Regions from separate parts of the Mus musculus genome. Here region 2 is linked to region 1. A link is a loop called in an ENCODE intact Hi-C map of the cell type or tissue named here. Cell type or tissue: heart. All regions are shown on one strand. Links, peaks and the distances in the headings refer to the core of each region. The heading gives the core; the rest is flanking DNA.

Evidence for each region. A loop is a pair of places that touch in the nucleus more often than their neighbours do. Peaks named below come from ENCODE experiments on the same cell type or tissue, not always from the same donor. Only the 100,000 strongest peaks of a DNase experiment are listed, where the experiment ranks them.
Region 2: a loop joins it to region 1, with 2.9 times the contacts of the local background. A loop is called at or near these places in 10 of 42 quality-filtered maps.

The regions. Positions count from the first base shown.
Region 1 is chr11:98,854,691-98,870,024 of GRCm38, forward strand. It overlaps Wipf2 (WAS/WASL interacting protein family, member 2), which reads left to right and starts at 8,908. Exons shown (of 8, transcript NM_197940.2): 1 at 8,908-9,212. In heart, for the core only: a CTCF peak has its summit at 8,858 (motif pointing right); DNase peaks (open chromatin) are centred at 8,901 and 9,391; H3K4me3 peaks cover 2,287 bases; H3K27ac peaks cover 1,882 bases.
Region 2 is chr11:98,960,134-98,975,467 of GRCm38, forward strand. Rara (retinoic acid receptor, alpha) reads left to right here. Exons shown (of 9, transcript NM_009024.2): 3 at 6,214-6,362; 4 at 7,912-8,053; 5 at 10,024-10,184; 6 at 10,360-10,536; 7 at 11,449-11,653; 8 at 12,379-12,537; 9 at 13,287-14,809. The coding sequence ends at 13,504. Among named protein-coding and RNA genes, the nearest start is that of Gjd3, 15 kb to the right of the region's middle. In heart, for the core only: CTCF peaks have their summits at 3,391, 3,596 and 6,741; DNase peaks (open chromatin) are centred at 3,668, 4,948, 6,688, 8,838 and 2 weaker places; H3K4me3 peaks cover 6,575 bases; H3K27ac peaks cover 7,032 bases.

The sequences.
Region 1 (15,334 bases), core at 4,739-12,738:
GGCTGGAAGTGCCAGGCCCAGTGAGGATAAGGAACTTCTCCCCCCAAGTGACAAGGTCTCACTATAGCTCAGGCTGGCCTGTCCTTTTCAGTGCTAGTCCTTCACTTCCCCAAGTGCTGGGATTGCAGGTGTGCACCACTCTGCCTGGGTACAACTGCAACTTTTATATGCCTCTGATGGGAGTGTAAACCGGTACTACCACTTTGGGAAATGGGCAATATCTATTAAAGGTAGGTTGCAAAACTAGTACACAGCGCCTGGTCTAGCATTTCCATTCACAAGGGTACACCCAAGAGAAATTAGTCCAAGATGTATATAATAGTAATCATGGAAGATTTTTTTCCTGTTTTGCTTTGTGGTTTTCTTCTCTTTTTCCCACCCTGAGACAGAGAGTCTTACTATGTAGCTCTGTCTACCCTCATGTTTCTTTTTGTTTGTTTGTTTTTGTTTTTGTTGTTGTTTTTTCGAGACAGGGTTTCTCTGTGTAGCCTTGGCTGTCCTGGAACTCACTCTGTAGACCAGGCTGGCCTTGAACTGAACTCAGAAATCCGCCTGACTCTGCCTCCCTAGTGCTGGGATTAAAGGTGTGCGCCATCACGCCCGGCCAGGTTTCTCTCTCTTTTTTTTTTTTTTTTTTTTTAAGATTTATCTATCTATGTATATGAGCACTCTATTTGCATGTATGTGCTCATGACAGAAGAGGACATCAGACAGAAGAGGGCATCCAATTTCATTACAGATGGTTGTGAGTCACCGTGTGGTTGCTGGGAATTGAACTCAGGACCCCTAGATGAACAGCTAGTGTTCTTAACCACTGTGCCATTTCTTCAGCCCCATCCTTCATCTTTCAATCATCTAACCACCCCGGTTCTGGCATAACCACTTAGGTGATTGCCACAGTTTTATGGTGGGTGATGAATTAAGCAGCACCTGAGAGGCTGAGACAGGAGGATTGCTGCAAATTGAGGCTAGCCTCGGCTACACACTAAATTCCAGAGGGGTTGAGGGCATGGCTTGATGGTAGAATACTTGTACTTATTTGGTTCCTCGGTGCTGGGCGTGAAGAAGGAAAGGAAAAAGAACAGGAACAGAGGACAGGGCTGGAGAGGGGGCTCGGCAGGTGGGAGCACTGGCTGCTCTTCCGGAGCACTCTGCATTGATTTCCCTGCGACAGCTCACAACCAACCATCTGCAACTCAGTTCTGGGGAATCCAGTGCCCTCCTCTAGCCTCTGCAGATACCAGGTGTTACACAGATGTGCATGCGGACAAAATAGTCACATTCATAAAATAATAAAATAACCTGTTTAAAAGGCACATAGTGCTATTGCAGAGGACTGCAATTCTGTTCCTGGCACCTACTCTAAGTAGCTCACGACTGCTTGTAACTCCAGCTCCGGGAATCTGAGGGCCTCCCTGGACACCTGCACTTTTATCCACGCACCTGCTTGTGTGCGCACAGCTAGACATCCTAAGGAAAAGGACAGCAAGGAGCGCTGTGCCTCATTCCTGCTATCAGAGTACTGAGGAGATCGGGACAGGAGGGTTTGCTGCAACGGTGAGGACAGCCTGAGCCACAGAATGAGTGGTGTTCTCAGCTAGGCCAAAGCCTGAAATCCTATTGCAAAACAACTATGATAGAAAAGCAAGCAAGCAGGCTGGGTGTGCGGCTGAGGACCAGTGCAGTGGGTAGGATCGCTTGCTAGGCAAGCTTGAGGACCTCCGTTTGAATCCCCAGCATCCAGATCAGAGCTGTACATGGCTCCACACACCTACAGCGCCAGTGCTGGGGAGAGAGAGGAGCTCTCTGGCCAGCCAGCCTTTCTGAACTTCAGGTTTAGTGAGAGACCCTGTCTCAGGGGAATAAGGTAAAGAGCAATAGAGGACATGTGACAGTCTCCTCTGGTCCCTGTGCTCCTGTGCATGGATTAACACACCTGGACACACATCTGCACATACACAACAAAAGGAGCTGGCTATGATAACAGACCTGCACAGTCCTAGCTTTCTAGGGAACTGAGGCAGGAGGATTATTAACTCAGGTGAACCTGAGGGATGGAGCAAGAACTCATCTTAGAACAAAAGTAAACATACATACACACATATATCACACACACACATACTCACCATACACTACACACACACACCACACACATACACACCCACAACTCCCCACCCCCACAGTCACACACAACACATGAGCATACAAGTGCACACAAAAAAAGAAATGTCCTTCAATGAACAAAGAAGTTGTGATATATTCATAAAACAGAATAAGGAGATGACAATAAAAAGAAAAAAATGGCCTCTAGATGCATGGACGAATCTCAAACAACACCAAATAACAGAAAAGGGCACATAACACCACACTGTGTGATTCCAGTGTGTGAAGGGGTGACACAGCCCTTTAATCCTAATACTCAGGAGGCCCAGGCAGGAGGATCTCTGCCAAGTTCAAAGCCAACCTGCCCTACACAGAAAGCTCCAGGCTACCCAGGGCTGTGTAGTGAGACCCTAGCTCTAAATAAATTTATCCCTCTATCCCTCCTCTCTGTCATCCTGACCATTTGTTTTGTCCTTGTCACAATCATTGTTGGCTTAGAGATTTTGCCTTTTCCATTCCCTAAGCTAAACTGACCCCTTGGACAAAACCCACTCCCTACTCTGTTCCCCTAGTCTTTGTTTTGCTCAAGATACTCCTGGCTTGGGGCTGGCGAGATGGCTCAGTGGTTAAGAGCATTGACTGCTCTTCTGAAGGTCCTGAGTTCAAATCCCAGCAACCACATGGTGGCTCACAACCATCTGTAATGAGATCTGATGCCCTCTTCTGGGTTGTCTGAAGTCAGCTACAGTGTACTTACATATAATAATAATAAATCTTAAAAAAAAAGACACTCCTAGTTTATGACATCACATATGTTTCTTTGTATATTTGCTTCATGGTCACCTTGCACACCAGAATGGCTCAGCCCTGTGACTGCATCTTGCTCACTGGCCAGTATCTGTAATAGTAGCTGGTACTGAGCAGACACTCAATACATATTTGTTGAATGAATAAATTAAGTTGCTTGTAATAAGATCCAGAGGATCAGGATGCAATGCAAGATGATAAGTATAAGGCCTGTAGGAATTAAGCCGAGGAGAATCACTGTTGGTCTGGAACAGGGAGGAGAGAAAAGAAGAAAATGCTCCTTTGAGGAGTTGAGCCCAAAGCAGGGACAGGGTTGTCTTTTTTTTTTTTCTTGTTGTTGGTTTGTTTGCTTGTTTGGTTTTTGGAAATAGGGTCTTTTCCTGGGGTACAGGCTGCCCTCAAACTCTCAATCCTCCTGCCTCGGCCTCTGAGTCCTGGATTACCCGCCAGACTCAGCAGGGAGACAGTTCAACAGCCAGAATATGGGACTGAACAGCTAGAGATTCGCCACTGGGAGTCACTCAGGAATTGGACTTCGTTTAGTATGGAGGGCTGCCTCTGTCCCATGGGACCAGTCCAGGACAGCACGGGAGTGGGGCATAGCGTGGATGCTGAGCCAGCCATTCCTTCCCTGGTACTGAGGATGCTACCTTGCCCATGCTGGCAAGAGGAGGCGACCTAGTTGCTCCTGCTCCTCTCATACTCATTTCGACCACTTTCAGAACTGTCATTACTTACAAGGTGACATTCTAGGGTGTGTCCTCTGCCACTGCCTGGACACAGCTTTGTGGGTTTTGTTTTGTTTTTTTCTAGCCTGGCCTCTAACTCATTCTATCCCCTGCCTCATCGTCCTGAGTATAGAGATTGCAGGTTTGTTCATATTCTCCTGTTTAATCTTCCCAGCAAACCCAAAGCGCTGGATCTGTCTGCTACCCTCCCTGTGTGGAAAACTGCGATCCTGAGAGACCTGGAATTCTCTACGGAGCTGAGGATGACCTTGCACTTCTGATCCGCTTGCTCCCACTTTTCAAGTGTGGGCGTTACACACATAAACCATCATTTCTGGCCAGAGACTTAACAAACAAACAAACAAAAAAAAAAAAAACAGAGGCAACAAGAGGCCAAGTTGTTATTCTGGTTCTCAAATCCATCCTTTCTGACTCTGGATCCCAGCTCTAAGGAGTCTTTTTTTTAAAAATTAATTTATTATTATTACTATTTTTATATATAAGTACACTGTAGCTGACTTCAGACGCACCAGAAGAGGGCGTCAGATCTCATTATGGATGGTTGTGAGCCATGTGGTGTCAGATCTCATTATGGGTGGTTGTGAGCCACGTGGTTGCTGGGAATTGAACTCAGGACTTTCTGAAGAGCATTCAGTGCTCTTACCCACTGAGCCATCTCTGCTGCCCCTCCAAGGAGTCTTAGTCACTGAGAAACATGCACCTTTTAAGCTGCAGGCCTCCTTTTTGGTGGCTGGTGTGACTGCGTTTCTTCCTTTGCCCTGCCCGTGTTGGATGGGTGAGCCAAAGATCCACATGGCAGCAATGGGCTGGGAATTAGGAAGCAAACTGAACAGATGCATCCGATCTCCCGGGCTGGTGAAGAAACTATCCCTACTTCTGTTGGGCGGATGGCTAGGAGAGAGCAAGGAATTTAGGCAGTGGCATTTTCAACCACCAGGTGGCAGTACAGAGACCAATTTCACAGGGTTCCTAGACATGGGAATAATAGGGCACAGAACATTTCTGCCTTAATGCGTGATGGCGCATGCCTTTAATCCCAGCACTTGGGAGGCAGAGGCAGGTGAATTTCTGAGTTCGGGGCCAGCCTGGTCTACAGAGTGAGTTCCAGGACAGCCAGGGCTACACAGAGAAACCCTGTCTCGAAAAACCAAAGGAAAAAAAAAAAAGACAAGGTCTCTCTGAGTAGCACTGGCTGGCCTGGAACCCCCCATGTAGACCAGACTGGGGACAAAGTCACAGAGCCCTGCCTGCTACTGCCTCTGTGCCAGGATTAAAGGTGTGGTCACCATACCTATCCTCAACCTTAATTTTTGAGACAGAGTCTCTCGCTGAGCCTGAAACTTGATGATTTAGGTAGACTAGCTGGTTACCCTCGGGTCCACTTGTCTTTGTCTCCTCCAGCTTTGGGGTTAGGAGCACAACACAGTTTCACTACATAGCCCATGCTGGCTGAAAGTTCACGAAGTAGCCCTGCTTGCCTTAAGCTCATAGTCATCCTCCTGCTTCAGCTCATCAAACGCCAAGTTTATGAGCATGAACCACGCACCCAGAAAATGTCTTACTGTCTTACTTCTATTTTATTTTTGTTTTGTTTTGTTTTGTTTCTCAAGACAGGGTTTCTCTGTGTAGCCCTGGCTGTCCTGGAACTCACTTTGTAGACCAGGCTGGCCTTGAACTCAGAAATCCACCTGCCTCTGCCTCCTAAGTGCTGGGATTAAAGGCGTGCGCCACCACTGCCCGACTGTTTATATTTTTTAAAAAGATTTATTTATTGTTTGTGAGTACACTGTTGCTGTCTTCAGACACACCAGAAGAGGGCATCAAATCCCATTACAGATGGTTGTGAGCCACCATGTGGTTGCTGGGAATTGAACTCAGGACCTCTGGAAGAGCAGTCAGTGCTCTTAACCGCTGAGCCATCTCTCCAGCCCTCTCTATTTGTATTTTTAAAAACACAATTATAGTTGGGCATGGTGGTGGATGCTTTTAATTCCAGCAGTCCAGAGGCAGAGACTGACAGATCTCTATTACTTTGAGGCCAGTCTGGTCTACATAGCAAGTTCCAGAGCAGCCAGAGCTACATAGTGAGACCCTGTTTCCAAATAAATAAGTACACACATAAATAATAAAACCAGCAATCATGAGGCTGGAGAGATGGCTTAGCAGTTATGAACGCTTATTTCTATTATAGAAGATACCAGTTCAATTCCTAGCACCAACATGGTGGCTTACAGCCATCTGCAGCTCTGATTCTAGGAGATCAAATACCTTCCTCTGACCTCCAAGGGTACCAGGCCCACATGAGGTACACATAGTTATGTGCAGGCAAAACACTCATACACATATTAACAACTCATTTACAAAAAGAAGAAAAAGAGGAGGAGGGGGAGGAAGAGGAGGAGAAAGAGGAGGAAGAGGAAAAAGAGGAGGAAGAGGAGGAAGAGGAAGAGGAGGAGGAAGAGGACGAGGAGGAGGAGGAGGAGGAGGAGGACAGTACAGAGCCACCAAGCATTGAAAGCACAAAATCTGAAGATCCTAGCCCATTCCTATAGACTTCATGTAGAAAATGGGAGATAGAGTCTTGGTTTCTTTCTTCATAAAGCTTGTTATTGATATTTCCCTAAGTGAGATGCCCCTGTATTCACCCTAGTGGCTGCTCTTTGACACAGGTTGAACAAGAGAGCAGGGGGTTACTTTAGCTATACTGGGCAGAGAATACCCTCAGGAGAGGGGACACTGAAGCAAGGGCTTGGACAACAAGCATGAGACAAAGATAACCATTTCAAGGGCTTTGAGAGGGAACTTGAGGGTATGAAGGGGGGACTTCATGGTATGAAGGGGGGACTTCATGGTATGAAGAGGTGACTTCACGACATGAAGGGATTGAAAGTGGGTCCACTGCAGGGAAGGATTGAGGGAGCCAGTGGGGTCAAGGACACCACAAGAAAACCTACAGAGCCACTTCATGTGGGCCCACAGGGGGCTCACAGAAACTGAACCATCAACCAAAGAGCATGCATGGGCTGGACCTAGGCCCCCTACACATGTATAGCAGTTGTGTAGCTTGGTCTTCCATGGGCTCCCTAACAATTGGCAGGTGACTGTCTCTGATTCTGTTGCCTGACTTTGGGTCCCTTTCCCCTAGCTAGCCGTCCTTGTCTGGCCTCAGTGGGAGAGGATGCGCTTAGTCCTGCTGGGAGTTGATGTGCCAAGGAGGGTTGGTAGTCATAGGGTACCAAGTTCTTTGAGGAGAAGGAAAGGGGGAGGGGAGGGTCATGTGAGGGTGGGCCTGGGAGGAGAGGAAGGAGGGGGGCTGTGATCAGGATGTAACGTGAATAAATAAATAAATGGAAAAAAAAATATAACTAAAAAGAAATTTAAAAAGGAGGGAGGAAGGAAGAAAGTGGGTCTACATATCGTTGAGCAACCGAAGACGGGGCAGGTAAGGAGATGAAGGAAAGAGTTCAGAAGCTCTAGTTAGTAAACAGTGCAGATTCACTGCATTTCTCGTCCAGCCGCCCCATTATCAGATATTCATGACGTAGCTATCTGAGCATCTTTACCTTTGCATCCACTGATCATGCCTGGTATGTGTTCCCCGCCTTCACTGATTAGTAACAAAATCCTATTCATCTTTTTTCTTTCCTCCTCTTTCTCCTCCTTCTTTTTCTTCTTCCTCTTTCTTCTTCCTCCTCCTCTTTTTTCTTCTTCCTCCCCCTCTTTCTTCTTCTTCCTCCTCCTCTTCTTCTTCTTCTTTTTAAAAGATTTATTTTATATATGAGTGTACATTGTCACTGTCTTCAGACACACCAGAAGTGGGCATCAGATCCCATTACAGATGGTTGTGAGCCACCATGTGGTTGCTGGGGATTGAACTCAGGACCTCTGGAAGAGCAATCCGTGTTCTTAACCACTGAGCCATCTCTCCAGCCCCCTTCTTCTTCTTGTTTTGTTTGTTTTGGTGTTCTGAGGCAGAATTTCTCTGTGCAGTCCTGGCTGTCCTGGAACTTGCTCTGTAGACCAGGGTGGCCCCCAGCTAAGAGATCTGCCTGCCTCTGCCTCCTCTGAGCTACAGAGCCCAGCAAAATTCTACTCATCTTGCAGGGGCTAGTTCAAACCATTTACAAATCTCTTCTCATTCTTCAGCAGGAATTCATCACTCCTGTGACATCCCGGCACATGTCACAACTCTAATCGCACACTGACTTGGACGTCAGCTGTCTGTTTACATGCCAGCCCGCATGAGCACCATACACCAGCATGGTGAGCTCCCGGAGGGCAGAAGCTGTCTGCTTGAGTCACATCTGGAACCATCCCCAGGTACAGAGCTCAATGAATGGCCCAAAGCAAATGTTCAATGTGACATTTAGCACTAGTGGGTGGGGCAGAACAGAGGGAAAACAAAAATAATAACAGGCTATGGCTTATCACATGCTTTCCCATTCATTCATTACCTGATGAGCCTTCAAGCACTGTGAGAAAGGACAAACACTATGAGGTAGCTGAGACCCACGAACACACAGTTAGTGAGTGGGGATTAAGTGCTAGCTGATATTGGCCTTTTACTTGAGGTTCAGCCCTGGTCACTGGGTTGACTGGATGGAGAAGCAGTGAGACATAGGGTAGCAATGGGGTTGCTTGGTGTGGTGGCGAGCTTTGTGTATGAAGATGAGATCCTTAGTCATCGGCAACAGAGTTAAGCAATGGAAACCAGCAAGCGACAAGGACTCCCCTCTCTCATCCAAGCACCTATAGAGGAGTTCACAACACCATGCCTCAGCCTACCGAGCTGGGGATCACTAGTTAAGTGGTTACAACGACCTAACCAATGACCTGCTAGAAGAAGCTCGCCTCTCTGTTGCTATGACAACCAGAGCTTGTCTGTTGGGCCTCTTCAAGGGTACTCTAGACCATATTAGGGCTTATGGTGTGTGTGTGTGCGCGCAAAAAAATAAACACGAAAGAAAACATACTTGAGATACATCAGTTAGCTCACTGGTTCTCTACCTGCGCAATTTTAAAGGTCGAGACGCTCAGGCCGCATCCAACCAATTAAATAAGCATCTCATGGACCGAATCCTGGCATCACTCGTTACTGAAAGCCTCGCAGGCGGCCCCAGTTGCAGTCCCAAGATGCAAACGGGACTTCCAACTGCGGACTCGCGACCTTCTCAAGATGGTGGCGCTCCGCCCCCACGTGCGCCGGTAGAGGGCAGGCTTCCCTGAGCGCATGCGTCCCGCGGCCCTCGGCCCTCGGCTCCCTCCTCCTTTTCCCCCGCCTCCATTTTGTTCGCGGACGCTGGGGACGGTGGGAGCGGATCCATTTCCGGGTTGGTAAAAGGGGCGGCGGCGAGAGAGAGAGAGAGAGAGAGAGAGAGAGAGAGAGAGAGAGAGAGAGAGAGAGAGAGAGAGAGAGAGCGAGAGAGAGCGAGAGAGCTTGCCGCGGGGCGAACGAGCAGGACTAAACCAGGACTGAGGTGACGGAGGATTCGCTCCCGGAGCAGCCCCCCGCCGAGTGGGAAAGACGCCGGGGCGGCTGAGCCCGCCGCTGAGGTGACCTGCGGACCTGAGTGGGAGGGAGAGCCGGGAAGGGGGGACTGTGGTGGGGGGGGGGAGGGACACCGGAGGAGGGGCCTGATGCGGAGAGGGGGTCCTGGGGGCGGGGCCTGGAGACCCTGGAGAGGGGGCGTGGGCCATCCGAGTGGAGGGCGGCGGGGACCGACTGAGCAAATGGGCAGGAGGGAGGTTTTTTGAGAGACAGGAAATTAGAGATCCTGAAGGGTTGGGTGAGGTGAGTAAGACTGGCAACTCTGGGTGAGGTAGGAGGGGAGCCGTGCGCGGAGGGGGAGATGGGGAAGGGAGGACCTGTTGGGGAAAGGTAATTATTGGCAGGATGCTCTCGAGTTTAGGAGGATCGGTGTGACGTTTCGGGATTGATCGGGGTGAGGAGGAGGATTGAGAGCGAACGTGTTTACACTGGGGGAGATGTTGAGAGTGTGGGATGAGAGGGAGTCGGAGTGATGTTCTGAGATGCTCTTGGAAGCACCTGCAGTTGAAGGATCCCTGTTGGAGCGGCGTGAAATTGAGGGAAGATGAAAATCTGAAGGCGCTCGCTAGACGTAGGCTGTGTGTGCGGTCGAGTTACTGATTAGGAAGGCATATTCTGGAAGGATAATATTGAAACGAGGAGCTGGAGGAAGCTGGTGTGCACTGGAATCTACCTCTGTCCCCGCTTCTGCTGGCCTTTAAATCCTGATCCACCTGCTACATCTGATCCCTGAAATTCTTCTTTCTTTTTCTCTTTCTCTTTCTTTTCTTTTCTTTCTTTCTTTCTTTTTTTTTTTTGAGACACTTTGTCTGTGTAACCCTCACTGTCCTGGAACTCAGAGTCTGTAGACCAGATTGGCCCGGAACTCACAGTGATCCGCTGGCCTCTACCTCAGAGGGAGGCGTGGGCCACTATGACTGCCCAGCCCCGTAAACTATATTTGTTTGTTTGTTGTTTTGTTTCTTTCAAGACAGGGTTTCTCTCTGAAACAGCCCTGGCTGTTCTAGTGCTCACTATGTAGACTAGGCTGGTCTTGAACTCGCAGAGATCTACTTGCCTCTGCCTCCTGAGTGCTGGGATTAAAGGTGTGTGCCACTACCACCCAGCTATCTTAATATATTTTTTAAAAGATTTATTTATTTTATTGTATGAATACATTGTTGATGTCTTCGGACACACCAGAAGAGGGCATCAGACTTCATTACAGTTGGTTGTGAGCCACCATGTGGTTGCTGGGAATTGAACTCAGGACCTTCAGAAGAGCTGACAGTGCTCTTAACTGCTGATCCTAGTATCTTAATTAAAAAAAAAAAAAAAAAAAAAAGGAGTGGGGCTTGGTGGTGCATGCCTTTAATCCCAGTACTCGGGAGGCAGAGGCAGGCGGAGTTCTGAGTTCGAGGCAACATGGTCTACAGAGTGAGTTCCAGGTCAGCCAGGGCTACACAGAGAAACCCTGTCTCGAAAAACCAAAAAAAAAAAAAAAGATTGGGGGCTGGAGAGATGGCTCAGTGGTTAAGAGCACTGACTGCTCTTCCAACAGTCCTGAGTTCAATTCCCAGCAACCCCATGTTGGCTCACAACCATCTGTAATGAAGTCTGATGCCCTCTTCTGGTGTGTCTGAAGACAGCTACAATGTACTCATATAAATAATAAATAAATAAAACTTAAAAAAAAGAATTTATTTTTAATGTTTTTGAACATCCTGTCGCCGACACACCAGAAGAGGGCATCAATTCAATTAAAGATGGTTGTGAGCCACCACGTAGTTGCTGGGAATTGAACTCTTGATCTCTGGAAGGGCAGTCAGTGCTCTTAACCACTGAGCCATCTCTCCAGCTCTCCTGTATTTTTTTTTTTTTTTTTTTTTTTTTTTTTTTTTTTGGTTTTTCGAGACAGGGTTTCTCTGTATAGCCCTGACTGTCCTGGAACTCACTCTGTAGACCAGGCTGGCCTCGAACTGAGAAATCCGCCTGCCTCTGCCTCCCGAGTGCTGGGATTAAAGGCGTGCGCCACCACGCCCGGCTCCCCTGTATTTTTAATAGTCAAAATTTTTATGTTACTGTGTTATCACCAAGAGGAAGTAGTGGCCTATAGAGTCTGAAATGAATGAATTCAGTACACTGCCTTACTTTCTAACTACCCAAGCATCGTAGAGAGTTGAGCCATCTGCCTTGGCGTGTGACCTTGCTGTCACTGGTTGGGACCATTCTGTAGACAGGATTGGATGCTTTCTTGTCACTCCTTTGAAATTCTGTTCTAGCTTTTTCTTTGGCTATAATACTCAGAACACTCGGCTGGTAAGTGAACATTGTTTAACCTAGAAGTGTTTCCAAAGTCTTGGCATTTCTGAGGCCTGACGTGGATTTGCCAAAGATCGGGCAGTTTTAATTCTCTCTCACTCTTGATAGCAGAAACGGTGTTTGCACTAGTTGGTGCTAATTACTTAGTGGACACAAAGGTGAGATTCAGGGGAGGGGAAGGGTACCAGGAAGAGAATAGTTGGTTTTTCCCCCCTGAAACAGAGTTTCTCTGTAGCCCTGGCTGTCTTGGAACTCACTCTGTAGATCAGGCTGGCCTTGAATTTATAAAAACCCACCTGCCTCTGCCTCCTAAGTGCTGGAATCAAAGGCATGTGTCTCTACTGCCCGGCCAGAATAGCTTTTAAGTTTTACTTTGGACTATCATCACATGTTCTTGCTTGATCGTAGCCTCCCGATCTGCTCCCTGGCATACATACTTGAGTATGTTTTTCCTGTTGCCCTCAAGTAATTCTGAAGTCCATGGACGGCTGTTGAGGCTGTTCTAGCAAACTCTAGCTTTCATACCGACTCAGAGCGAGCTCCAGACAGCGAAGTGAATGTGTGAAACTCTAGCTTTCATACCGACTCAGAGTGAGCTCCAGACAGCGAAGTGAATGTGTGTATTTAGAGACAAAAACTTGTGTAATACTGTGCTACAGGATTTCTTTGTGTAGCCCTGGCTGTCCTGCAACTTGTTCTGTTGACTAGGTTGGTCTTGAACTCGGAGATCCTCCTGCCTCTGCCTCTAGAGTACTGGATTAAAGGCATGCACCACCACTGTCAGGCTTTTTGGTTTACTTTTTTTTTGTTTTTGTTTTTTTTTTCCCCCGAGACAGGTTTCTCTGTATAGCCCTGGCTGTCCTGGAACTCACTCTGTAGACCACGCTGGCCTCGAACTCAGAAATCCACCTGCCTCTGCCTCCTGAGTGCTGAGATTAAAGATGTGCGCCACCACGCCCGGCTTGGGTTATTTTAAGGAAGGTTTTGCTCTAACGTGTAGAGACAGAGCTCTTGTGATGGCCTGTTCCTTTAGGACAGTGACTTTGAAGCTTTCCTGTCCTGTCACAGTTTCCCACTGCTCTGCTTCAGCTAGTCCTAAGTGGAAAGTGGCAGGCCACCCCCTCCTCCTCTGGTGGGCATCCTGTCTGTGTCACAGCTTGACGCCGCCAAAATGAAAGGATCCTTGACTGCTTCTAATGGGGACAGTGACAGAAGCTGAGCTGGGTTTCTTGAGCCAGAGAATGGATCCTGTCAAAGCAAAGAATAGTCGCAGAGACACAAACTGGGACCTCGACGCTGTGACTAACGCTTTGGCAACATGCATCCCTCTGCCAAATAACTTCTTTTCTTTAGGCGTGTGATTGTTGATCTCTTTCTCAAAGTAAGCTCTTGTTAACTATTCTTCACACAGCTCCCAAGCAGAAGCTGGCGGGATTCCGGCCGATTGACCGTCAGCCTCTTGGAGTATGCACTGGATTAGAGTGGATGGCGAGGTCTGTGCTGAAATGGAGGCTGCTGGTAGAGTGCAAGGACTGCCCTGTAAGGACATAGAGGCAGAAGTCTTGCTGGATGCTTGGCAATCTTTTCTTCCAAATTCAAGTCTCTTTCTTATTCATCTGCTGATTGAATGCAGAATCTTTCATTACATTTGCCTGACTTTGCAAGACCAGGGTGTGAGGAAGACAGTGTTTCAAGCTAACCCATGTGCTTATTCCCGAACCTTGGGGCCAGAAGGACCTTACAGGCTGAACTTAGGAGCATTTCAGCAGGTCTGCGTCGCCCTGTGTCCTCAGTGTTTGGGGATAAAATTATCTAGAGCTTCTTCATACGTGCTAGGCAAGTGCTCCACCACTGTCCTGCACCTCCGGCCCCAGGAAGGCATTATCTTTGACACGATACTGACAAATGTTAAGTAGAAGCCAGGTGTCGCGGTGCGTGCCGATAGGTCCCAGCACTGGGGAGGCTGAGGACGCTGGCAGAGTCCAGGCCAGTCGGGGCTACAGAGTGAGATCCCATCTTGCACCATACAGGGGGTAATCTAAAGAATTTAAAGATGTTAGAGGAAAAACTGCTGATTGGCCTGTTAATATCTAAGTCAGTCTTAACTAAGTTAAAAGTGGTGGCTTCCCATGCAAGGAGATTCTGTGGAGGCAGAGCGCTGAGGCTTAGATTGCTGAGGTAGGAATTGGCCTACCTGGCTTTTTAGGCTATTTGATTGTGTTCTCCCTGGTAAATAGCCATTTGTTTTTCAGGAGATAAGTAATTGAAGATAACATCATCTGTACTGGATCTTGGGGTGGATTATGATGTTTTCTTGACTATGTGGCAAAAGCCCCAATAGCATTGGAGAGAACCCCAAAGGAATTCTCTTTTGTCTTTGAATCCAGACTTTTATTTCTCATCATTAGTGTATTTTTAAAAATAGTATATATTATTTTTGTATATATGCGTGGTGTGGGGGGGGGAGAGAGAGGGGACAGGAGTATGTGCTGTGGCACTCGTGTCTTGGTCAGAGGATCACTGCTGGAGTGGGTTCTCCCCTCCCTTTCGCCTTTATGTTCTGGGGACTGAAGTGAGGTTGCCAAGGTTTACCTGGCAAATGCCATTACCCATGGAGCCACGCCACCAGTCATAGACTAGTCTATCTTTAATACTAGGATTTGAAAACCTGGCATAGTGGCTAATGATGCATAGCTCAGTGGAAGAGCACTTGTCTACCCTAGCCAGAGGTAGGGTGAGTCCCCATCACCCCTCTCCCAAGGTGGGGAGAAAAAGCCAGTAGGTTTAGATATGAAGATTTTGACTCTGGTCTAGAGCTTTGGCTTTTTTTTGGAGATGGGGGGTGGTTTCAAGACAGGGTTTCTCTGTATAGCCCTGGCTGTCCTGGAACTCACTTTGTAGACCAGGCTGGCCTCGAACTGAGAAATCCGCCTGCCTCTGCCTCCCGAGGGCTGGGATTAAAGGCATGCGCCACCATGGCTTGCACTAGCTTTGACTTTTGATTGTGGCAACAGCATGAGTTATGCTTATATTCCAGATCTTTCTTTTCTGAAAAGTAGTAATAAGTGGTAGATTTCATCCCCTTACTTATGACTAAAACAGTGTGTACATGTGTGTCTGTGTGTTGTGTGTATGTGTGCATGCTCATGAGAGAGAGAGAGAGAGAGAGAGAGAGAAGGAGGAGGAGGAGGAGGAGGAGGAGGAGGAGGAGGAGGAGGAGGAAGAGGAGGAGGTGGTGGTGGTGGTGGTAGTATGGGTGTGGATGCCACTGCATGGGTGGAGGGGAGGATGAATGTATAGATTCAGTTTTCTCCTACATTTATGTTGGCTCCAAGGATCAACTCAGGTCATTTGCATTGTTGAGGGACAAGCACTGTTTAGCCACCTCACTGGCCCCCACTTGATGAATTTTGAGACAAGGTCTTAATCTGTAGCCCTTTATAGGTTCCAAGTTCCTAACACTGTCAGATGTGGCTCACAACTGCCTCTGACTCCAAATCCAGAGGATCCAGCAACACCCTGAATGCTGGGGACATCCACATGTGTGTCCTGCACTCACGTAGACACACATACCACTTTTTTAAAATGAGAAATAAAGATGAAATTGTTTTTTTTCTGCAGATTGTATATGTTTGGCCAGTTGTGTTGCGGCTTGGTTTTAATATCTGTCTTGAGAGGTTAGAGACAGGTGTGGTGCGTGCAGCAGGCGTTCCGGGTCATCGTCAGCTACATAGCAAGTTCAAGGCTATAGGAAGCCTTGTTCAAAAACAAATTTTAAAATTTAAGTAAGTAGTAGAGAATTCAAATAGCAAACGATACATGAAGC
Region 2 (15,334 bases), core at 2,851-10,850, 100 kb after region 1:
TGACCAGAAGCACTAGGGAGGCTGGGAGCCGAAACTGGGATGGGGAAGATGCCCTCTACTCTTCGGTCCAGCCTCCCAGTGCACCCTGTTATCCATACCCAGCCAGGTTCTATGCACAGCGCATTTCCCGCCTCTGCTCCCTCTCTGAGGCTGCCCCACTCGTGGTCCTCATGCAGCCTTCTGGCCCTCGCTTCCCTGCATCTCTCTCGTAGTAGTGGGGCCCGCAGAGAAAGGGTTAAGCCAGGGGCGGCGCCTGGCCGGGGCGGGGCGGAGGCTAGGGGCTGGGATCCCAGAGAGGGGGCGCGCGGGCTTGGGGGGTGGTGGCGCGCACTCCGGAGACCTAGCAAGCGGCCCGCCGCCGGGCCAGGCGGAGGCGGGGCCGTACAGGGGTTCCCCCACCCGCACCCGGAATCTAAGCCACGGAGAAGCCCGGGAGCCCCGGCCGGCAAAAGGAAGTGCTCGGTGACCCCCGTCTCCGCCCTGATCCCGCCCCGGGCCAGCGGACTTGGGGAGCCGTTGGACTCTGCCTGGGACACCGGAGCCTCGAGTTCTTGGGCCACCGGGCGTTCCCTGCGAGGGAGCGCCGAGGGACCTCCTCCTCCAACCTGCACAACTTCCCGCTTTTCACCTGGGACCGGTGGAGTGACCTGCAGACTTAGGCGCGGGCAATTCTGGGCTGGGCGCCCCGCTGAGGGGCTGCCCGTCGGGGCGAAGGGACTTGTCCCCCCCCCCCCTGCCCCTAGCCGATTTGCACGGATGGCGCCTCCAGCAGAGTGACGAGATCCCCGTGCAGGACTTCCCCTCCTGGATCTCCGGCCTTCGTGGGGCGAGATGTACGAGAGTGTGGAAGTCGGGGGCCTTACCCCCGCCCCTAACCCCTTCCTAGTGGTGGACTTTTATAACCAGAACCGGGCCTGTTTGCTCCAGGAGAAGGGGCTCCCTGCCCCGGGTCCCTACTCCACCCCACTCCGGACTCCGCTTTGGAATGGCTCAAACCACTGTACGTACCACCGGCCTCCCCTGTGCTACCTTAGGAGGTGGGGTGTGGGTGGCGCTGGCCCTCTCTACTCCCCACTTTCTCTTCCGTCTGTCTCGCTGTAACTCGGATGTCCTAGCTGGACGGTTGCCCTCCACCCAGTGACCCTGGCGCACTACCATGTTAGGGCTCAGTAACTTTGAGCGTTCCTTCTCTAGGAGACATGAAATCTCGGCCTCTGGCGCCCCATTTACATCTTCTTGGTTAGGATCCACGGCTTGCTGGAGGGTGGGGTAAAGGTCCTGGCTGTGGGCTTGTCTGTTCCGAAGAGGAGGGGCCACTCCCCAGATCCCACCCCTGCCAAAACCTAGGGTGAGCTTTCTCCTGTGGCAGCTCCTGCCCTAGCTCCTGCTCTTGACTGCAGGGGTTGTACGGACTGGCCCCTGTCTTTTGCGTTGGTGATGGGGTGTGGCAGAAAGGGACTTCACCAGACAGTTGCCTTCCTAGCCATCCCCTTATACTTTCAGAGGCACCTAGTCCATCTTGGGGAAAGGTCTGGCCGAAGACACCTGACTGACATCCTGGAGGTTTTGATGCTGGGAACATGGGAGAAGCTGGTGTAAAAAATCTAATTGCTGTTCTCTAGGGGGTGTTTGGTTTTTAAGCCCCCCCGGGGGGGGTCCTTTGGCAATCAGCATGCATCTACCCGGCTCAGGCAGGTCTTTTTGTTACCCTGTCTAGGGAAATAGGGCCATACCTTGTATTGTTAACCAGGAGAACTGATGTGAAACCATGTCCTGGCAGCTGAGCCCTCCAGCCTGGTTCTAGCGCGTTCAGGCTGTGCTGGGAGGGAGGGTTCTGTTATCACCCAGGACCTGTGCGCATGCCCCAGTGTGCACACCTGGGCATGTTTATGCCCAGCTGTGAGGCACCGTGTATTAGTGTGATCTCGATGCCGGGGACCTAGAGCTAGGCTATTGTTAGGTGGCTCAGGTTTCATCTCCCACTCTGTTGTGGAAGCAGTCCTTCCCAGGAGGGTCCTCCACCTTCCCATACCTGCTGCCACCCTTCTCCGTGCCAGTGAGCAATGGCAGACTGGAGTCTCTTAGGGTTCTCAACCTGTGAATCTCCACCCCTGGGGGTTGTCTACAGACCCTTTCACAGGGGTCAGTACATCAGATATTTACATCATGATTCATAACGGTAGCAAAGTTACAGTCATGAAGTAGCCATGAAAGTAATTTTATGATGGGGGTCACCGCAGCATGAGGAACTGTATTAAAGGGTCACAGCATTAGGAAGGTTGAGAGCCACTAACGTGGCATGTCGAAGAAGGCTGACGCAGAAAGAGTCTGCCTCTGCACAAACCTTCCTGCATCATAAGAGACCTGAGGTGAATGGCCCCTGACTCCTGCCCTTCCAGAGACACCTCTATCTGGCCTTTCCTATTGTCCTGCCCCCTGACCTATTGTCCTGCCCCCTGACCTTTGCCTCCAAGGCAGACTCAGCTGTGAGGTTTCAGACTAGGAGGGGTGGGTGATCATTGGCTTTGGAAAAAAGCGAAGGTGAGAGGTGGTTCCTTGACCCTTCCCATTATCTTCCCACTGTAGGAAGGAGCCACCCCTAGGGGGAATAATTGGGCTGAGCCTTCAGGCTTCCTTCTCTGCACTGGGGGGAAGCTGGGATTTAGCCCCCTGGGGTCCAGCTCCTATCTCTTCCCGAGCACTCTAGGATAGCTGAGCTCTCCGCCCAGAACTTGTGGAGAGGAGGCTTGCAGAGAACAGGGAAGACAGCCCGTGCGGGAGCCTCTCTGCTCCCTCCCTCCAATCGCTTAGACGTGGGGAAGTGGGGAAGTGGCGACCTGTCCCCACACAGAACCTGCTGTGGTATAGCCTGGCTGGAGCTGTATTCACCAGCCTTCACCCCCTGTGGAGGCTAAGTTGCCCTGGATCACTCAGTGAGGACCTGAAGTCAGGATGGCTACCGGACTTCTGCTAGTACAGCCTCTATCACCTTGAAGAAGAGCCTTTAGGTGTGTGGAGGCTATCTGCTGCCTGGGGTCACCTCTAGTTGCCTTACTACCCCCTGGCCACCAGCGGAGGGAAGATAGCAGGTTGGTTGTGGGTGGAGACCTTGCAAAGCCATGGCGACTTTGCTTCCCTCCCACAGCCCCCATTTCAGTGCACTAGAGGACAAGGGGTGCACAGGATGTGACTCCCCATCTGTCCCCCACCAGTCTCCGCAGCTCACGCCTCCGCCTGCTCCCAGACATCCAAGAATGTGAAGCACGTGGATGCCCGTAGTGGGGTGGGGGGGTGGGAGAGATGCTTATCACCCACCCGACCGCTAGGTTTGGGCTTCGCACTGAGCTTGCTGGCTATACTGCACCCAGGGCCACCCTCACCGGTGATCTCTCCGTGAGGAGGAAGGGCCATAGGGAGGGCTCCGCGCCCCCTCCTCTTCCGTCTCTAGAGGCTGTGAAGGGAGCTGCAAAGAGGGCGCCAGCTGGATTGGGAGGGGAGCCGCTGGCCAGGGGCCCAGCTGATTTCCTGCTGATCTCCTCCAGGAAACTGGCCCCTTGCGCGAGCCTGCGAACGGCTCTGGGGCGTGGGGACCCGCGCCGTGTGCGCCCGCCCAGGAGGGGAGCGGGGGAGGGGCACCCTGGCAGCAATAGCTAGAGGGGACGCCGGGCTTCCTGGGCTGGTTCCAGCCCTTGGCTGCGCACTGAAACTTTGAGCTGAGGTCTGGTCCTTCTCCAGCCCAGCCTTTCTGCAGGAAGTGGAGAGATTTGTGGGCTGGGGCCTCTAGGGAGGGTGGCCAGTGGGGTGGGGCCAGCTCAGGATAGTCCCTCCCCCCACCTGCTAGCGCTACACTGTTACTGTGTCCTAACTCAGCAGGGACTAAGAAGACCCACACTTCTGGCTTGGTGCTGACTCTGGCTTCCCTGGGCTGCTGGCTACAGGCCTGGGAAGGTGAAGGGCTGGACCTTGGGATTTAAGTTCAAAACCTAGATATGGAACCCTCAGAGGCTGAGTTCCCAGGGTGATAGTTGGGGATATACTGAGGATAGGGTACAGACGAAGCTGCTCTCAGGGGTTACCCGCTAGCCAGCTACTGGAGATGGTTTGGAAGGAGGCCTCACCGAGCCCCCACCCTCTCCTAGGGTCGTGTCCGCCATCTTGCCAAAAACAATTTTTAAAGAGCACAGCTCTTTCATCTCTATAAACAACTCTCTGGACTTGGCTTTAATTCCACGCTCCTCTGAGCCTTTGCCCCTCTGGTCTGTCCTTGGCCTTTTGCTCTTCCATCCTGTCTCCTGTTCTCCTGTCTCCCCCTTCCTCTCGGCCCTGCACCCCATACCCTTCTGTCCTCCTTTCCCTCCAGTTTGGCTCAGATTGGAGGTTGGGATTGGGGGTGGCAGGTCCTGGGCAGAGGGTGGGCTAGGAGGAGGGAAGAGAGGAGGCCTATGCCTCCTTCCTGTACTTTTTGGAATGCAGACCAGGATTGGTGGAGGCCAGGGCACCCCCCTTGTCCTTGACGCCCCCCTAAGTCTGGATTGTCTATTGTTACTGCTTTTACGTCTTGGAAAAAGTTAGCACAACAAAGGGCTCCTTTGTCACTTCACCCCTTTGCCTCCTGGCCTCACCCAGGCCCCCCAACCCCGCCCCCCAACCCCCAGCAGCTGTTGTCAGGCCTCCCGCCTGTTTGATTTGCCTGTCGGGGCCTCCCGAGAAGGAAGTGAGGTGAAAACTGGGGCAGGGCAGTTGTGTGTAGGCATGAGCAGCAGATTGCAGCAGGTCAGTCCTTTGGACCCCTGGGGGTTGTAGGCATGGAAAAGTCCTTTTCCATGGGTTAAAGAAGGGAACATGGGTTACAGCAACGTTGGACAGCCCGGCTGATGTCCAGGCCCAAGTAGAAGCCAGGAAAGTCCTGCCAAGGCCATTGGCGGAGTTCCCTGGTGTGTTTGCAGGTAGGAGGGTGGTAGTATGCAACCAGGCTCCTGTGTCCCCAAGTGTCCTAACCTCTCTGCCTGGGCTTTGCAGCCGCAGGAGTCTTTCACAGCCTGGCATAACACATGCTGTTGGATGCTTGAGCACAGGAACCGTGTATATCCAGCACTCAACTGGGTACGGATGGAGCTGGGCGGGACTCACTCATCCCTGGTTCTCTGCACATAGATGTGGCAGAGGAGGATTCTGGAGAGGCCTCTGGGGATCTGGGATAGTCTTTGCTCTCAATCGTTTTCATCTGCCACACTGTATCCGTAGCTGCCCAGGCCCTGGACACAGACAGCTCTCACCCAAATAGCCATGTTCTGTCTGGGGTGATGGGCCTAGAGCCAGGCACAGAGGTTTTTGCTTGGGAGGGGAAGGGGGGGACTGCCCCCCGCTGGCTGGGTCACCCCTCCTGGCTGCCCTCTTGGAGCTGAATAACAGGAGCGGAGGGGGTAACCCGGACGTAGTATTTAGGCCAGACAGACAGACCATTGATAGAAACAGACCCCCTTTGTCACAGTGTCTCCCTATAGACACGGGGCATCTAAAGTGGGCTTCTAGGAGCCCTGGGGACTCTTCTCACTGTCTTCAGGAGGTCCCCCTGTCATCTCAGGGAGTGCCCTCCTGCTTTGCCCAAGCCTCTGATTTTTGCGTGCTGCCTCGGAGGACCCCACCGTAGCCAGGGGATTGTTTGGGTGGGGGAGGGGCGGAGGCTGCTGTCGGGGTGGGGGGGGGGTGGTGGAGGAGGTAGAAAGGAAGCAATGCCTGCCGAAGGGGCCAGGGAGTGGCCAGCTTAGCATATCCTGTTGACCCCAGCTCCCTCTCCCTCCAGTCTGTGCCCTTCCCTCCATCTTCCTTAAGTCTTAACTCCTCCTGAACTTTGGGAAGTCCTGGCCAGGGAGGATGCTGTTTGTATTAAGGCTTTGAAATAAAAGCTCAGCCCCTCACCCTCCAATTATAGCTCTTGCCTCTGTGTGTGTGTGTGTATTCGCGTGCGCGCGTGTGTGCTCACACACAGATCTGGAATTGAAGCTGAGTCCTGGGTCATAGGAATAATGGGGACTGAATGTTTAACTGTCAGCCAGTCTGGGGTGGGGGGGAGAACCAAGTTTACAGAGACCTCCTCTGTCCATGCTTTGAATCCTGCCCTCAAGTGTTGAGACCAGGATCACCCCAGGCAAGGTGGACAGGGTGCGGAGGGCTAGGTACCTGGGTCTCTCAAGTCTCCTCCTTCTCTCCTAGCCATCGAGACCCAGAGCAGCAGTTCCGAAGAGATAGTACCCAGCCCTCCCTCACCACCGCCCCTGCCCCGCATCTACAAGCCTTGCTTTGTTTGTCAAGACAAATCATCCGGCTACCACTATGGGGTCAGCGCCTGTGAGGGCTGTAAGGTGAGTAGAGGGAGTCGCAAGTCGGAGGAGGACAGTCTGGGTCAGATAAACGGGATATCACACACACACACACACACACACACACACACACACACACACACACACATCCTCGGGATGCAGTTGGCAGGGCTGTTACCAAAGCCGCCCACCTGCTTTTGCTTCTTCAGCAACTGTGTGGAGGAGGACACCTCCTCCCTAAATGAGCAGCACCCCCTCCCTGTGACCAGAAGCTCCCTCCCCTCCCACCATGCTCTCCTGTCTCCATCCTCTGGCTGGCAGGGTGTACACTGGCCCTGCCACTGTTTCCCCAGGTTGCCATGGTGAGCTGGCTGCTTGCTGCCTGGCTCTTGGCTGGGGACCCAGGAGGCCTGCCCCCAGTGGCCTTGCCTGAAGCTTTCCATGGTATCCTTGCAAGAGACAGCTAGTAGCAGACACCCTGCCTTGGACTCCCTTCAGGTGTCCAGGCTGTGGACTCCCCAGTGGCTACTGGGTTTCCTGCCATCTTACTCATACTGGTCTCTGGGCACGCATGTGGCTAACCCTTCCTGGCCGCTCTGGCCGGGACATCTGCTCTCTACCTGATTGGTGGCAGGGCCTCTGCCCTAGTTCCTTCCCACAATGATAAGGGCCTCGAAGCTGTGCATCCACAGTACTTGGGGCGCCTGACCCTGGAAGGAACCTTAGGCTGGAATAGCTATCTCTGAGTGTAAGATCGAGGTCAAGGGTAGTTAGTGTAAGACAGTGCTGGTCCTGTCTGGTTTGTCCTGTCTTGTGCTACCTGGTCAGTCAGTTTCTGTGCTAACTTAACTTACAATGCAGAACCCCGGACAGCCTGGCTTTTCTGTGCCTGTCTAGTGTGTTTGTCTCGGTGGTGAATGTCTCGCTCGCAAGGATGAGCATGCCGCCCCTCCTCGGCCTCACGAGTGTGCATGACTGCACAGTCCCTTCTTGGCCTCATGAGTGTGTGAGTGTGTAACTGTGCATAGTCCCTTGTTGGCTTCCTGCTGCTGGTTTTTTTGTTTGTTTGTTTGTTTTGTTTTTTTTGTTTTTTTGGGGGGGGGACAGTCTTTTGAGACAAAGTGTCTCTATTATGCAGCTCTGGTTGTCCTGGAACTCTATATAGACCAGGCTGAAGTCAGACTCTCAGAAATCCACTTGGCTTCAAGCCTCCCAAGTGCTGGGATTAAAGGAACTCTTTACCACACCCAGCTCATCCTGCTGTCTTTTCATGCTGTGTCCTGAGTCCAGGCTGTGAGTTCCAGATGCCTCCTTTCCCATCTCCAACCTTGTGTGTCCTGTGTCCTCTGCAGCCCTGAGTCTTTGTCTCTGAAAAAAAAAATCAGGTACAGGGATGTTGGCTAGGGAAGACTCCAGGCCAGCCTGTGAGATAGCGACAGGCTTGGGCTCTCCCAGAGAGCATCTTTTCAAAAGAGTCATCCTCCCCCATTTTTCTACCATTATTACATAGGCCATAGCAAAAGCTTAGGGGTAGCTGCTAGGCTGCTCCCGCTGTGGGTGTGGATAACCCGTCTCCTTCTCCTGTCCCCAGGGCTTCTTCCGACGAAGCATCCAGAAGAACATGGTGTATACGTGTCACCGGGACAAGAACTGCATCATCAACAAGGTGACCCGGAACCGCTGCCAGTACTGCCGGCTGCAGAAATGTTTCGACGTGGGCATGTCCAAGGAGTGTGAGTGTCGCAGGGCCAGGGGCCAAGCCCCGCCCAAGGTGGGGCGTGCAGGGGTGCTGTGTGTGTGTGTGTGTGTGTGTGTGTGTGTGTGTGCCTGTGTATACATGTGGGAACATGTGTGCCGCGGCAGGCGGGCAAGCTTCTAGTTAAGGATGCTTTGTAGATAACACCACAAACCTGGGAGTCTGGCTGGCTGCGTGTCCATGGATCGTTTGGTGTTAAGCCCAGAATGCACAGAGCGGTCCCCTTAGCATGGTGGTTGCTTGCATGCCTGCTTGTGTATGGGGTGCCTGCCCCCAGGATAGCTTTCTTCTGGGTTTTGCTTGGCTTTGGGTGTGGCTCAGTAGCTTATCCCAGTCCCTCCTGTATCTTAAGGGAGAGGCCTGAACTCGAAAAGGTGTGAAGTTGGTCTGTATGTATGGGGGGGCTGACATAGGACCCCCTGAAGCCATTGTCTGGATAAACCTGGAACCCTGAGTTGGAAGAGAATTGGGCTTCTCAGATCCCAGAGGAAAGGGGGTTTCCAGTTTGGGCTCAGCTGAGGCCCTGACGGAGGGAGGGACAGAGGGGAGGGCTGGACGGGGAGACCCTCTTGTGTTGAATCATGGGTGTTGCCGTGGTGACCAGTGATTGATGATGTCAGAGATAAATGACGCTGACAGACGCCTCCTTGTCTGCGTGGCCGTTGCCATGGAGCCCGAGCCTTGGGGGATGAGGTGGGGGAGGGGGCTGCAAGACCCCCTCCAGCCCTTTGTGGGGAGGGGTGCTGAGAAAGATGGTTCTGACTAATGCACCAGCAGCCCCAGCCAGGAATTGGGGAGCTGGATATCCTGCTGCCTCCTGTCACCAGAGACACGGGAGTGCTGGTCTTGTACTCAGGAAGTAGTGACTAGTGACGGTCCTCTGCAGAGTCTGTGACAACTTGGGACGTGCAGAACTGAGACCTTTTGGTAAAGGGGCCGTCACTTCCTTCTCCCTTTGCCCCACCTTCCTTCTTTGAACTATTAGAACAGGACGAGGGTGGGGACCCCCTCTCCTTCCCACAACAACTCCCCCTTTCTTTCTCTCCCTCCTCTCCCTCTCCCGGCTGCTCCGTGCCCCGGAGCTGAGCAGCTGCCATTTCAATAGAATTAAAGCTTCCGAATGATAAACGTCTTGTCACAGCTGCAATTTTCTCTTCCCAAATTATCCCCCACTCTGCCTCTCCCTTCTCTCCCCTGCACTTTATTGAATTTGCAGAATCGACATGAGTGATCTCCAAATTATGCCAGCTTCCCCCCCCATCACCCCCCCCCCGTCCCCTCCCTGGACCCCCACCCCCACCCTTCCTTCCTCCCGCGTCAGCAGCCGCCACGGAGGCCCTGTGAGTGATTGTGTGTCTGGGATAATCGGCTGGTAACGACCCCATCGCTTCTTTAAAGCCCGAGCGGTGTGTGCGGCTCAGCGCCCCCCTCCCAGCGATCTGTCAGCTCCCCGGCTAATGGGCCAAGAGATTCTTCTGCCAGGGGGCCCCCATTCTCTGGTTGGGGAGCCTTATTCCCTGCCTGCCCAGGGAAGCTGCTTTGAGCCAGTCTTAGGAATCCCCCAGGGAGATCGCTGCCAGGAGAGCTGGGACAGCAGGGATTCCTGGCAGGCACCAAAGCGGGGACTCAGTGTGTGTGACTGCCAACCTGGGCACATGTTCTTAGAGTGTGGGCTGCTGCCATGGGTGCATGACGACAGGGTACCACACACTGGCGGAGGGCATATGTGCACATGTGTGGTGTGGCCTCAGCCACAGTCCCAGGCCCTAAAATAGGATTTAGGATATGAGTCAGACAGGTTAGTGTGGGGCACTGTTTTGTGGATCTGTCTGTCTGTCTGTGTGTGTCTGTCTGGGTGGTGGACAGCATAGGCTGGACGACCCCGAGCCAAAAGCAGTCACTCTCTAACCAACCCATGTCCCCCCTTCCACCCCTCCCTCCCCCCAGCGGTGCGAAACGATCGAAACAAAAAGAAGAAAGAGGCACCCAAGCCCGAGTGCTCAGAGAGCTACACGCTGACGCCTGAGGTGGGCGAGCTCATTGAGAAGGTTCGCAAAGCGCACCAGGAGACCTTCCCGGCCCTCTGCCAGCTGGGCAAGTACACTACGGTATGCCAGCCGCGAGGGGTACTGCACACCCAGGCCGCCTCTGCTGCCCTTCCCCTGTCTCCTCCTACACTGTCAGGAAGTGTAGGCTGAGCAGAGGGCGAAAGGCAGCGAGCGGCCAGGCTGAAGCGGGTGCCAGTGCCGTAGCTGAGGCCCTGACCCTCCCTGCCTCCCCCAGAACAACAGCTCAGAACAACGAGTCTCCCTGGACATTGACCTCTGGGACAAGTTCAGTGAACTCTCCACCAAGTGCATCATTAAGACTGTGGAGTTCGCCAAGCAGCTTCCCGGCTTCACCACCCTCACCATCGCCGACCAGATCACCCTCCTCAAGGCTGCCTGCCTGGATATCCTGGTGAGAGTCTGCCCCTGCTCTCCAGCCGGGTTCCGGCCCTTGTAGGATCTGTTCCCAGCCAGATGGCCACTTTCCCCGATGCTTTCCCCCGAATCCAAATCCCCCACCGCTCACGTTGGGCCACTTTCTTCCACTCCTGTGGGCACCTTGTCCACTTAGCTGTGTTGTGGGAAGGTGGCATTATCCTGGGAACAGGAAGTAGAAAGGTCTGCTGCTGGGACACAGTGCTGGATGGAGTTGGCACGCCAGAGCGTTTGGTGGCCTGAGTTGTGAGCGGGATGCTGGACGTAATAAGAACTGTCACGAGTGAAGGCTAAGAGGAGGACTCCCCATAATCACTCTCAGGGGTTCAGTCCACCACCTATTCCTTCAAAGACACATCCTAGGTGGAGAACTAGAAGTGTGGAGAGGCTTCTGGGAAGGGAAGGTCATCAAGTGCCGGGTCCCCAGTGCACAGATGGGGGAGGCGCCATTGGGTACGAACTGTTGGGGTTGAATGGGATGGTCCTAGGAACAGATCTGCCTTGTTTCTTGCTGGCTGGAAACTCCTTTCCCTCGTGATTTCTCTATACGAAGGCAGCGTGGCCTAGATCTGCTGCCCGGAGCAGTAGCGGTGGAGATGCGCGCCTATTTAAATTTAATTACAATTAGACTCAGTTCAGTCCCTCCGTTGCATTAGCCACTTCTCGAGTGCTCGGTAGCCACATGGGGCCGGTGGCTACTGCCTCGGATGCTGCAGACAGAACCTTTCCATCACTGGAGGAAATTCTTGTCAGCCAGCCATGCTCTGGCTGCTTGCCAGGGCAAGAGAGAGGCCTCTGGGGATGCTGGAACTGGTGTGCCAGGGGCTGCTGGGCCAGAAGGTGGGGGCGCCTCCAGCCTCTGAACCTTGTGTACACCCTCTGCACCCAGATTCTGCGAATCTGCACGCGGTACACGCCTGAGCAAGACACAATGACCTTCTCAGATGGACTGACCCTGAACCGGACTCAGATGCACAACGCTGGCTTTGGCCCCCTCACCGACTTGGTCTTTGCCTTCGCCAACCAGCTGCTGCCCCTGGAGATGGACGATGCTGAGACTGGACTGCTCAGTGCCATCTGCCTCATCTGTGGAGGTGGGTGAGGCGCTGGTGGCTCTCAGGAGGCATGTGGAGGCCTGGAGGGGCAGGTCCGGACTCTGGGCACACAAGACCAGGGTCTCAGGCAGCAAGCACCAGTCTAGAATAAGCTCCGAAGGTCTGTGATCTTCATCTGAGACCTGGGTCAAGAATAAGACCCAGGCCGGACGTGGTGGCGCACGCCTTTAATCCCAGCACTCGGGAGGCAGAGGCAGGTGGATTTCTGAGTTTGAGGCCAGCCTGGTCTACAGAGTGAGTTCCAGGACAGCCAGAGCTATACAGAGAAACCCTGTCTCGAAAAACAAAAACAAACAAAAAGAATAAGACCCAGTTAACAGTTAATGTTAATTATTATTTTATTCCATGTCACACTGCTGTAGTAATGATGGTGACCTGCTGGGACGTCCCTGCTTTCTATGAGGAGCGCTACCCGTGTTGGGCCAGGGGTGTCCATCTCCACCACCATAGCTGCTGAGCTTTGAGAAGCCCACACCCCACTCTTTTTTTTAGAGTAGAAAGCTTCTCTTCTTGCCTACCAGCCCAGAGACCCTTCCTGGCCTACCCTGTGGCCAGGTATATGGGAGCAGCCTTCTGCCCTCTGTGACTTGGGCAGACCCGCCCCCAAGTGGCCAGATCTGGGAAAGCAGCTGTGTGTATTCTCGGTTGGTGGAGTTGGCTAGGGGTGGGGTGGGGCTCCTGCTCAGGGACAGTTTTGTGCTCAGACCGACAGGACCTGGAGCAGCCAGACAAGGTGGACATGCTGCAAGAGCCGCTGCTGGAAGCACTGAAAGTCTACGTCCGGAAACGGAGGCCCAGCCGACCCCACATGTTCCCCAAGATGCTGATGAAGATCACAGACCTTCGGAGCATCAGCGCCAAGGGTGAGTGTCATCTTCACCACCAGGAGTGGTTTCCAACATAAGGGGTCGAAACCCCTCTGGGGTCACATGACTCTCACAGTGAGCCTCGTGTCAGGTGTTTACCTGACAGTTCATAACAGCCCAATTACAGATTTGAAGTAGCAACAGAATAATTTTATGGTTGGGGGGTCACCACAACATGAGGAACTGTATTAAAGGGTTGCGCCATTAGGAAGGCCGAGAACCATTGACCTAGAGGAAGGCCCACCCAGGACTGGCTTAGGACCACTGCCCACAGTCAAGCTGGCACCTCACGTCTTGGCATCTACATGGTGTCTTCCTCGTCTGAACCTGGCATGTCCCCATCTGTCTAGGCTGGGACTCTCTAGCTGTCACTTCTCCGTGGTACTTTAAGACAGGCCTCCGTAATAGGTCATGTGGGTGTGGTCTGTGAAAACTGCATTTGCCAGCTCTGAGCCTCATTTTCCTGGGGGGTGGGAGGGCAGTGGAGGGATGGCGATGGTGTTTGGAAGCACCTGCTGGATTAAACATGAGGCATAGGGGCCAAATCTAGATAAGCCAAGCCTGAATTTAGAATGCTTCACCCAGTCACCACACCATGGGCTCAGGAGAGCAGGCCTGTGATGCGGGCACAAGCCCCAGGTGCAGGTGCAGTGCGTGGTAGATGCCCAGGTGGGTGGCAGTGATCCCCTTACCCTGTGACCCTCCCTTCTGGGCCAGGTCTCTGACCCCCACCTCCTTCCCCACAGGAGCTGAACGGGTGATCACATTGAAGATGGAGATCCCAGGCTCCATGCCACCGCTGATCCAGGAAATGCTGGAGAACTCTGAGGGCTTGGACACTCTAAGCGGACAGTCGGGGGGCGGAACACGAGATGGGGGTGGCCTGGCCCCCCCTCCGGGTAGCTGTAGCCCCAGCCTCAGTCCCAGCTCCCACAGAAGCAGCCCAGCCACCCAATCCCCATGACCACCTCGACACACGGACAGCCCTCACCCCTGCCCTGGCTTTCTCTGCCTTCCTGCTGGCCGTGTGACCTGTCGGCCCCGGGCCCGCTTGTCCTCTCAGACAGAACTGGGTACCTTCCAGGGGGGACAGGAAGGAGAAGGCAGTGACTCTGTGGACAGAGGCCTGGACCCAAGATGGACTGCCCTCTTCCGGCAGCCTGGGCTGGCATCGGGCCAGGCGTTGAGCCACATGAGGACCTGGGCCTGAGCCCTCACCCACCTTGCCACGTCTTCATCACCAGCAAACGCCGGGACCTGGCTCCCTGTCCTCGGAACTCAAGCCATCGCTCCCCAGATGGGGACTTCCCCCCGACCCCCGCTTTGGATGGTGACAGAGGGTGCCCAGGGTGGGGGAGACTCCCTGTACATATCCTGCGTACCAATCCCCAGATATTAATTCTCGTTGGTTTTGTTTTTATTTTAATTTTTTTGTTTTTGTTTTTTTGTTTTTTGGTTTTTTTTAATAAGAATTTTCATTTTAAGCACATTTATACTGAAGGAATTTGTGCTGTGTATTGGGGGAGCTGGATCTCGAGCTGAAGGGGGTGGGTCCCGGGGACGGGCAGGGCTCGGAAGGGATCCCCTCTCCTTTGATGTCCCAGCAGATGCTCCCACATCCCAGTCTTTGCTCCTCAGTTTTCTCTAATACTGTGAAATACTAACTTTCCAAGGCCACCTTCCCTGTCCCGTGCAGGAAAGCAGCTTCCCCTCCCCCCTCTGCCCAGCCACTGGGTGTGGGCATCTTGGGCAGCTATCCCTGGGAGGAGAGGATCCTGGCTTTTGGCTTGTCCCCCTACCCACCAATAATCAGGGTAAGGGTGAAGCTAGGGCCCCTGGGATAGACTGTTCCTCCTCACTGCCCGTCAGAGCTCACTTCATCCAAGCCCCAGCCCCACTGTGAAGGGGCCGGCTAAGGGGTCCAAGTTACCCCAGCCCCCAGCCTCATAGCCACCAGCACCCCATGGGGCCCTTCAACACACACACACACACACACACACACACACACACACACACACACACACACACACACGGCCTGAGTTCCTCCAATTCCCCCAGCCTACCCCCAACCCCTCTTGGCCCCCTCCTTGCCCCGCAGGACGGGACTCCAGGGGGTCCCCTCCCCTACACCCCTGGGCTGGGGGAGCAGGCTCTACCTTGCCCTCCTGCCTGGGTGGGGTCTCACCCTGGAGCCCACTGGCGCACCTGTTCCTGCTGGGTTTCCACTGAGATCTACTGGAGAAAGAATAAAGTTCTATTTATTCTATAATGCCTCTTGCCTCTCTGCCTCCACCCTCTCCTCTCCCTGTCTGGGCAGGGGACTCAAGATGGGAACTTTCTACAGGCTCTGGGTCACAGTGGCTTGGCACAAGCACTAAGTGCCAAAGACTTGGCCAGAGACCCTGAGAGCTGAGATAGACCCAATCTGGCAGTGGCCTCAAACCGGGGGCAGGGAGAGTCTCACCTACAGCGGGGGATTCTGGGAAAGGAGAGCTGAGCAGGAGGAGGAGGAAAGCCCCTCCCCACAATCTGAGAGAGGAAGCCAGTCCTTGGCCTCAGAGCCCCTGGCCTTGAAGTTACCCAGTGACAGACCAGTGGCTACACTTGATGTTCACAATCCTGCCACTATCAGTTCCTTACTGTCATATCTCAGCCCAGGGAAACCAATGTCCTTCCTTGCCCAGGGTGACACACAGTGGCAAGTTGAGCACTCAGGGTCCCTGCTCAACCTGGGGTTCTTCCTTGGGGAAACACTTCTGAGACACCAGATGCATCACATACCCCAAGGTGCTTG